Regions from separate parts of the Mus musculus genome. Here region 1 is linked to region 2. A link is a contact called in ENCODE POLR2A ChIA-PET data. All regions are on one chromosome and are shown on one strand. The core of a region is the stretch at or near the end of the contact, and the rest is flanking DNA. Distances in the headings are between cores, read along the strand shown.

What was found. ChIA-PET counts read pairs that join two places held with the same protein, here RNA polymerase II (POLR2A).
Region 1: POLR2A ChIA-PET joins it to region 2 with 13 read pairs in Patski. The contact joins the promoter of Zfyve9 here to the promoter of Cc2d1b in region 2. POLR2A ChIA-PET finds 5 or more read pairs at or near these places in 2 of 5 experiments (Patski and embryonic stem cell).

The regions. Positions count from the first base shown.
Region 1 is chr4:108,778,450-108,783,032 of GRCm38, forward strand. It overlaps Zfyve9 (zinc finger, FYVE domain containing 9), which reads right to left and starts at 2,390. Exons shown (of 19, transcript NM_001384118.1): 1 at 2,004-2,390.
Region 2 is chr4:108,617,918-108,622,140 of GRCm38, forward strand. It overlaps Cc2d1b (coiled-coil and C2 domain containing 1B), which reads left to right and starts at 2,039. Exons shown (of 25, transcript NM_177045.3): 1 at 2,039-2,156; 2 at 3,595-3,677. The coding sequence starts at 3,612. It overlaps Gm12743 (a long non-coding RNA gene), which reads right to left and starts at 1,938. Exons shown (of 3, transcript XR_003955254.1): 1 at 1,849-1,938.

The sequences.
Region 1 (4,583 bases), core at 1,140-3,639, 160 kb after region 2:
GATATTATTATCACCTAAAATTATATTTTAAAAATTTATACAATACTTTTTGTATGCTGTCTTCTAAAAGCCTTCTAAATACCTAACAGCATTTTACAGACAATATTGACATTTATTCATTGCCAAGATGAATAACCAGATAGTTTTCCTTAACATTCCCACCAAAGGCTTACCATGTTTGTTGACTGAAACAGCTGTTTTTCTATCTGCATTACAAAACCATTATCTGTTGCTATGAAGACCATCTGTAAGCCACTTAAGAGTAATAGTTTTGCTAGAGAGAGGACAATTGTGTCCACCTAAGCGAATCTCTTTTATCAATTATGTCCAAATTTAGTAGTACTAAGAATCAGGAAGGTTGATTTAAAAAAATCAAGATCTTCGAGTTATACCTACAATTCTGATTTAGGGGACCAGGAATAGAATATTTTAATCAGTACCCCCAATTCTAACATTGGTCTTTAGAGACACACTGAGAAAAGAATTCGACTTTTAAAACCTAAGTTAACCAACATACTAATCAAGCCAATGTTTTACAGTTAAAAATGCTTACACAAGATCTGACAAAGGCAAGGCTACAACACTAACACAATGGGTCCTCAAAATTCATCAACATGATGACCCCCTTAGACCTCAGGAGATTCCCACGCTCTGTAGGAAGGTTAAGTCAGGAGTCTTACAGGTAACTATGCATATTAACTGATGGCTCTAACTCTGATAATTAGTAACATATTTTATAAATTTTAAACAAATGTCTGGCTGTAAAGTGGACCAGTCAGGCATTCTTAATTTAATTCCAAAATATAATAATAATTTTATAAATCAGTACACTCTCACTGTAAACTTTGAATGACCATCAAAACATATGACATTACTAGTAATCTCTCTCCAGTTATTAAGTACATATTGAAAGCCAATATAGTACCTCTCTGCGTATCCAAATTTTCTACTATATATACATATTTTCATGCATTGACGTTCTAGATGTACATATAAGTCCTATATAGTAGAAAAATGAGAATAACCTGTAATCACATTTATCATAAACAAGAAGCACCCAATATCTGACGTGTAATGTCAAACTACAATCACTAACTTTTTTTTACATCCTTACCAGAACAAAACAAATCATTTTTCTTGTACAACTGAGTTTATATCCCATTTTCGGCATGTCCTTGCAATTAGGGTAATTAGTATGATTTAAAATCTTCTTGCCATCCGTTCTCTATTTGAGTAAAACATTTTTGTACCAAGGACTGGGGCATTAAAACATTTCCTGTCTCTCTAAAGGTGGAAAAGACATCTTCCTAAAAGATTTTTTTTTTCTTTTTTTAACTGTGAGTAGCTAGGAAACTTAGCATAGCAAAGATGGGATGGGGCTTTCTCCAAAGCAGACCTCGCTCAGAGACAAGATGTAACATAAGGAGGAAAGGATGAGCTAGCGGCAGGTGATGAAATTTCACCTCAAAAAAGGACGCAAAAGGCTGTGTCTCCAGCAAGGGAGGCGTGAATGCTACTCCTGGAGTACCAGGGGCTCCGAGTGCCCCGCACTCTCTGCACCTCAATACTCACCACTCCCCACCCAGGGGGTGGCTCCGCAGGACTCAGTACGCGGAGCAGGCAAGCCAAAGCTGTTTGCAAACAAGCGTCCTCTGCCTCCCTCCGGGATGTGCTCGAAGGGCCCTGGGAAGGAAGGCACGCTCGGCCCCGCCCGGGACAAACGCGAAGGGCACCGGTGCGGCCGCCAGCCCGATCTTCACGTACCCGGCCGCGCCGGAACCCAGGCCCGGCTAAGGGCTTCCCGGCGACTCGGGGCCTAGTCGCCCCCCGCACGCCTTCAATCTCCCGGGGACCCACGGAGAAAGGGCCGAGGCCCCAGAGCTCCGGGGTGCCCGCGGCGGCCGCACTGGCAGGACGCTCCGTCCGCCCGGCCCAATAGCTGGCGCCAGGACCCCTGGGCGGCGCAAGCAGACGAGCCCCGAACCGCAGCGCGCCACACTCACCGCCTCTCCATGGCCCGGGGGTCGTCACTCAGCCGAGAGCCTCGTCCTCAGCGGGGCTCCGCCGCGAAGCCTCGCACTCCTGAGGGGGCTGCGGTCTCAGCGGCCGGGACTGAGGCCCAGCGCCCCTCCAGCCGCCTCAGCCACGCGGGTCCGGGAAAGCGCGGCCGAGCGCGGCCGAGCGCGGCCGGGGGCGCAGCTTACGGCGGGACAACCGAGGCGATGCAGGCAGACGGGCTCGGCGAAGCCTCGGGCGCCGCCGCGGTGGCCGCTTCAGCCGCCCGCGCCGCTGGGCCACAGCGCCCCCTGGACCCCACGTCCCGCTACGGCGCCGGGACTGCGGCGGCCGCACCGGGCACGAGCGGCAGGGAACGCGAGGCAGCGCGGCCTGGGGGTGGCGGGGCCCCGTGCGCCCTGCGCCGCCCGCGGCCCGTGGCCCGCCCCTGACGCGGCTTCCCGGGAGCCGGAAGCTGTCGGCTCCCCCCACACCCCACCCCCGTCAGACCCCAGCACCTTTTTCTTCCCTCCAAGAAGGTATGTGAATGCTTTCGTCACTCGTCTCCGAGAGCGGGAATGTGAGGGAATCTCGGTTCATTTCTCGTGGAGACAGGGGGTCCCTTTTAATTCCCTCAGTGCGTCAGTATGAAAGGAGCGTGACCCAGAACAAATCCCTTTTTTCTTTTCCTAAGCACATGCACAATCCCTTCCCAAAGCAGATAAAGGAATCATCTTTGACCTCAACTTTTTTGGAGCTACTGTGCAGATTCACTACAGAAATGTGCTATAGAATTCCTTAAACCCTATCCTTACCTACAAAGTAGGGGGGAGAAAACAAAAAACAAACAAACAAAACAAAACAAAATTTAAAAAACGCTGACAAAGAGAAGAGAATAACCAACGGGTTGTCCTGAAACCGATAAACAACTTAAAGGTAAGAAAAGACTCATCCTTTTACTAACTTAACCCTGGCCACCACCTCTACCACTTCTGGGTCACCCACCCCTTATCAAATCCTAGATAAAAACTCTGAAAGAAGGAAATTGTTGTGGTTATATTAAAGGCTATGCAGTCATTTTGTTTACAAATGCCTCCTGTTTGATCTTGCCCAGCCTCTAGGATGCTAACATAACGTCACAACTAAAGACTGTCAGAAGGGAAATAGGAAAAAGAAAAAAAAAATTTTAAATCCCCTGGTCCCTCAAATTCCCAAATACTGTGTTTGTTTGGTTGGTTGGTTGGTTGGTTTTGTTTCTGGGAGCTATACTGGAACAAGCAAGGACTTTGGTGTCAGGCAGATCCTGATGCCACTGGTTCCAGTTACATCATGTAGAGTTTTATGACCCTGGCAAGTTATGTAATATTTTTGAACCTCTGTTTTCTCCTGCCTGCCTAGCTGGTTGTGAAGGTTGGGGATGGAAGGACGGGCCTATAGTTCCAATTTTTGTTAATTCCAGAACACCCTAACACTTACTTAGTCATTCTTAATCTGGAGATTGTGCCCATCTGTGTGTGTTTATCCCACCACACTCCCCAACCCCGCTCGTGTGTGTCTGTGTGTGTGTGTGTGTGTGTGTGTGTGCGTGTGCGCGTGTGTGTGTGTGTGTGTGTGTGTGTGTGTGTGTGTGTGTTCCTATCAAAAGGTCATTCTCATCATCCTGGTCTAAGTGAAATTTCCCTGAATTTCACTCGTGCATTTATGTAACATCCTCCTCTGAAGAGGAGAACCTAGTACACTGGATCCTTTGACATTCTACAGCACAGCAGATATCAAAATAGAACCAGCACATTTTTCCTGCATGAAAATATTATAAAATATTATAAGCAATCTTGCCTTACCTTAGATTATGGGATAATAGTAACAAGACATGGGGAAATTACATAAGGAGTCCAGGAGCTGTTCAAGTAATAATTGAGCAGCCACCCAGAGAAAAATATAACCTAGCAGTTCTTTTCTCATCAATGAAAGCTGTTCCTGTACAGTCCCAAGTCTGCCTTTGCCACTTATCTCTGAGTCACATTACACACACACACACACACACACACACACACACACACACACACAATCACTATCCCCTTTTTGTAACGACAGAAACCAGCTCGGAGGAAATGGTGATTCATCCTCACAGCATCTCTAAGAACTCAGTACTTCGGCACCACCACCAAGGGGCATCCAACCGAGAGAAAAGCCGCAAGGAGTCCCTATAACCTAGGGTCTCCTGTCTGATAGCAGTCTTTTCTACAGTAACAAGAGAACACTGTTAGAGTGAGTTGCTATTGATACCATTTGTGCTTTAGCATGGGCCCTTTAATTTCCATCAGTTTGGCTCCCTGACATGACATTGGCACTGTCCTTTCCAATCCAAGCTCACTGCCACTGCAGAAAACCTACATTTGTTTGTGAATAATCAGGACGTCTAGGGTGTAGCTACAGCATGAAGATGATTCATTTGTTCCCAGGACCAGTTTCTTCTTGCCTCACACGTTCTTCCCTTCTATTCAAACTCTTGCTGAGGGAAGCTGCTTGATAGTAACTTGCTTAAAATCGTTCTGTCATATGCTGGCCAGATGGCTCAGTGGGTAAAG
Region 2 (4,223 bases), core at 789-3,288:
AAATAACAGCTGGGCATGACTTCATGAGTTTGTAACCCCAGCATTGGGGAGAAGCGACTGGGGATTCCAAGAGCTCACTATCAGCAAGACTAAGCTGAAACAGCTTCCAGTTCAGTGAGAGACCTTATGTCAAGGGAATAAGGTGAGGATGGAAAGCTGCAGATGAAAATGCGAGGTCCTAAATGAGCATGACATACAAAACATGCTCACAAGCACAACTCCAAACCCATTTTTCTATCATCTGAGCACGACAATAGCCTCCAGGAAAACTATGTGTAGAGACGTAAGAAAACAGTGTAGGGCTGGAGAGATGGCTCAACGGGTAAGAGCACTGACTGCTCTTCCGAAAGTCCTGAGTTCAAATCTCAGCAACCACATGGTGGCTCACAACCATCTGCAATGAGATCTAATGCCCTCTTCTGGTGTGTCTGAAGACAGCTACAGTGCACTCACATATAATTAATTAATTAATTTTTTAAAAGGCTTGTGCTAGCATACCCATTGTTTAAAAAAAGAAAAAGAGAACAGTGTAAAGTTTATTTTGACATAATTGGCACAATGGTGATTCTTTGCCATTATCCACTTACATGTGGTGAGTTTTTTTTTTTTTTTCCTTCTGCACTGGTCCCTCTGGCCATTATCCACTCTTAACCCTCCTTGTTCTATTATTATAAACTATCTCCTAAATTATACTCTGGCTCATTTGAGTCTGTTATGTGGGAAACACAAGATCTGGGAGCCTGTGGCAGGCCGGAGTGAGAGTCCAGTAAGAGGACAGATCCCCACTGAAAAGGAACTGTTGCAGAATGGGAGATGAAGTCAGTGGCCACATCTCCTGTTAATTTACATACACGGGTATGACTAGGTCTGGGAGGTAGCTGGACTGGCAGGGTGCTTCTAGCAGGAACAAATCTCTGTGTCTCATCGACAGCACCTCAGAAGTCCCAGAGGTGTAATGCCTGCACTAGGAGATGCAGACAGGAGGATCACAAATTCCATGTCATCCTTCACTACAAATCAAATTCAAGGTCAGGATTGAGTACACGAAAGTTTCAAACAAACCAGCCAGGTGGTGGTGGTGCACTCTTTAAGCCCAGCACTCAGGAGGTAGAGGCAGGTGGGTCTGTGTGACCTTGAAAACAATCAAATGAAAAAACCCAAAGCTGTAGGAATCACTATCTACTGTGTATTATTTGTGTGTGTTAATTTGAATGTCGGAGTGCAGGCAGGCCTGCATCTGTGTAGGGTCAGAAGACAACTTCTGGAAGTTGCCTTAGTAAGGCAGTTTATGAGTCAGAGTTCTTACTATGTAGCCCTGGCTGGCCTAAACTAGACCAGCTGCAGGCAAACTAAAGGACTCTGCCTCTGCCTCCCGAGTGCTGAGATTTAATGCATGCGCCACCACGAGGGCTGCAGAACTGATCTATCAGAACTGAAGCCTGCAGTCTCTCCACGAAGTGAGACTACGCACGTGGTGTGGGGTATCTCGGGGTTTGGTCTATCTGCAGGTCAGTTCCATCAATCCCCATATAACAGGACTCCTTGAGGTAGAGGCGACCCTTCAGCTTGCAGGGATGCTCCGGCCTCAGTTAATCGAGGGCTTTGGTTCCTCTAATCTGAAGTTTTGTCCTGCCCTCTGACTAGAAAGGAGCTCTATTTCCCAGAGAGCTGGTTTTCCGTGCCTAAGCTGCACAGACTGGAGGAAGCCGCATCCTCCAGGATCTCAGCACAGGGACGCGGCTCGGCTGCCTATTGGTAGCCAGTAGGACGCGGAAGCGCCGGGGCGCGCGAAGAGAACCAGGTAAGAGGCCTCTCGGAGAAACTACGGCAGGAATGGGGCACGCCTACCGTGGGTGAAGGACGCAGCACGCCACACCTCACGACGCTGCCGCCAGCCGGTATCGCGTTACCTGCTCCAAGATGCCTGCGCGCAGCCGGCCCCACCCTCGGCGTCACCTGTGGGCGCGCCCCGCCCGCTTCCCCGCGCACATGCGCACGGCGACCCGCCGGCTGTGGTGTCACGTGCCGGGCGCCTGCCACCGCCTCCTGGGCGGGAGCTTCCTGTGGCTGTCTCCGCCGCGGCCGCCCGGGGGCCGCGGAAAGCTAGGCGGTTCCGGGCTCGAGAAGGCCCGGTTTTGGTTCGGATCCGCCGCGAGGTATGCCACGTGCCCGCTTCCCGGCGTGTGGACTCTGGGGGCGGCCGGGGAGATAGAGGCGGCTTGGGTCGGGCCGGGCGGAGCCTGGCATCGGGAGGGCCGCGACCGGCCTGCGGCAGCGGAGCATCTCATTCTCCCGAGCTCCTTCACTCCCGCACCCCACCCCGGCTGACGCTTCGCTGTTGACTGCAGTCCGAAATGTGACACTTGGAGTGGCTTACGCCTGTGCGCTCACACCAGGGAACCTCGCAGCCCTGTTGATTCCCGCTCCGGACGCGGGATCGTGTCTTGTTTCTTAATCCCCACGCCACCTCACGCTTCTTCATAGATTTGCAAGATGCTCAGGGCTGAGGTTTCCCGCCCTATATGATCTCCCACTTCCCTGGGCACCTTCTGCATCAACCCATAATGCTTCCCAGTGTCTAACGCCCAAGTGTCTTTAAAGCCTTAAAGCTGTTTCTCTTTCTCCCCTAGTTCATGCCTTCATTTCTAGCCTTACGGTTTGGTTTATGCCTCCGTGGTGCTGGGCGTTTCTTCTCCTTGTGTAGGCCAAGCCAGTTCTCACCTCAGAACTGGTGTCAGTTCGTTTGATTTGCTTGGAGTTCTGCTATTCCCCAGTGTGCAAACTTCATGACTCAGCACAGGCATCGTCCTCTCCTAGATGTCTTTTCTATGTCCTCGATAAGGGGCTGCCTCTTGCACCCATTGTCCCTGCAGCTGCTCTGTGGTCGTTGTCTGCCCATGGGTCTGTTTCCTTGAAGCCTGAGGTAGGAGCAAATGAGTTCCTTCCAGTGCTGGACAGGTGGTGCTACAGTACCCGCTGACCACTTGTGACACCTTTCAGAGGATCTGAATACTGAATCAGGTGCAGAGTGCCCACGGGAACTGATGATGAGAACGATCCATGCCTGTGCTGCCCAGTGGTACCCATTAATCAGATTCACCTACTGAGCACTTGAAATCTGTCTGGTATGACTGAGGAGCTGAATTTTTAATTTAAATGTAAATAGACACATTATTTGCAGAACAGACAGCCTGTCCTGGAACTCACTCTGTAGACCAGGCTGGCCTCGAACTCAGAAATCCGCCTGCCTCTGCCTCCCGAGTGCTGGGATTAAAGGCGTGTGCCACCACGCCCGGCGACAGCACTGCTTTTAAAAGCCTTTCCAAACCATTGTACCTCAAATTGCTTCCATAAGTCTGCCTTCCATGGTCACCAGTCAGTTCAGAAATTGTGTTTCCACCCCCACCCCCCATATCCCTCTGTTGACAGTGGTCCCCTGCCTTCCGTCCCCTACCTCTCCTTGCCTCTGTGCTATTAATTATAAAGTGGTGTTTTAGCCCGTGGGAGTAAGTTCCCTAACCACGGGTACCACTGTTGGGGGCCATATATCATCATCTATTCCAGTCTGAGTCTCTTCAACTTTACACCTGATAGGTATCTAGCCTGCCAAGATGCCAGGGCCAAGACCTCGGAAGGGCCCTAAGACCAGTGGCCAGGGTGCTGAGACTGCCAAGCAGGTATGGATGTGGTCTCCTTCACCCCGGGTCCACATGGAGTATGGATCTCTAAACATTTGTGGCTAAAGAAATGGCTCAGTGGTTAAGAGTGCGAGCTGCTTGCTACTTAGTGGCTTACGACCACAGCCACCTCCAGTTCTAGGGGATCCAACGCCCTCTTTTGGCCTCCATCGGCACTGCAGCCACATGCTGTACATACATATATATGGGAACAACTATCATACACATTTATTTTAAAAAACTGAAAAATCAAAACAACAATAACAACAGCAACAGAACCAGTTAAGGTTGGGTTGACTATGAGTAGTCAAAATAATGGACATAGAAAATAAGGTGGAAAGGGGAAGATGGGTTAGTGTTTCCTAGATGTATGATCAGGTTTTGCGTGTGAATTCTGTGAGTGGGTTGGAGTGATGGTTGCAAAACAATGGGAATGTATAATGTTCCTTAGCTTCACACTTGAACATAGGTAGGACAGCAGATTTCATGCTATGTGTTTACTACAATTAAATCTGGGGGGCTGGAGAGATGGCTTAGCTGCTCTTC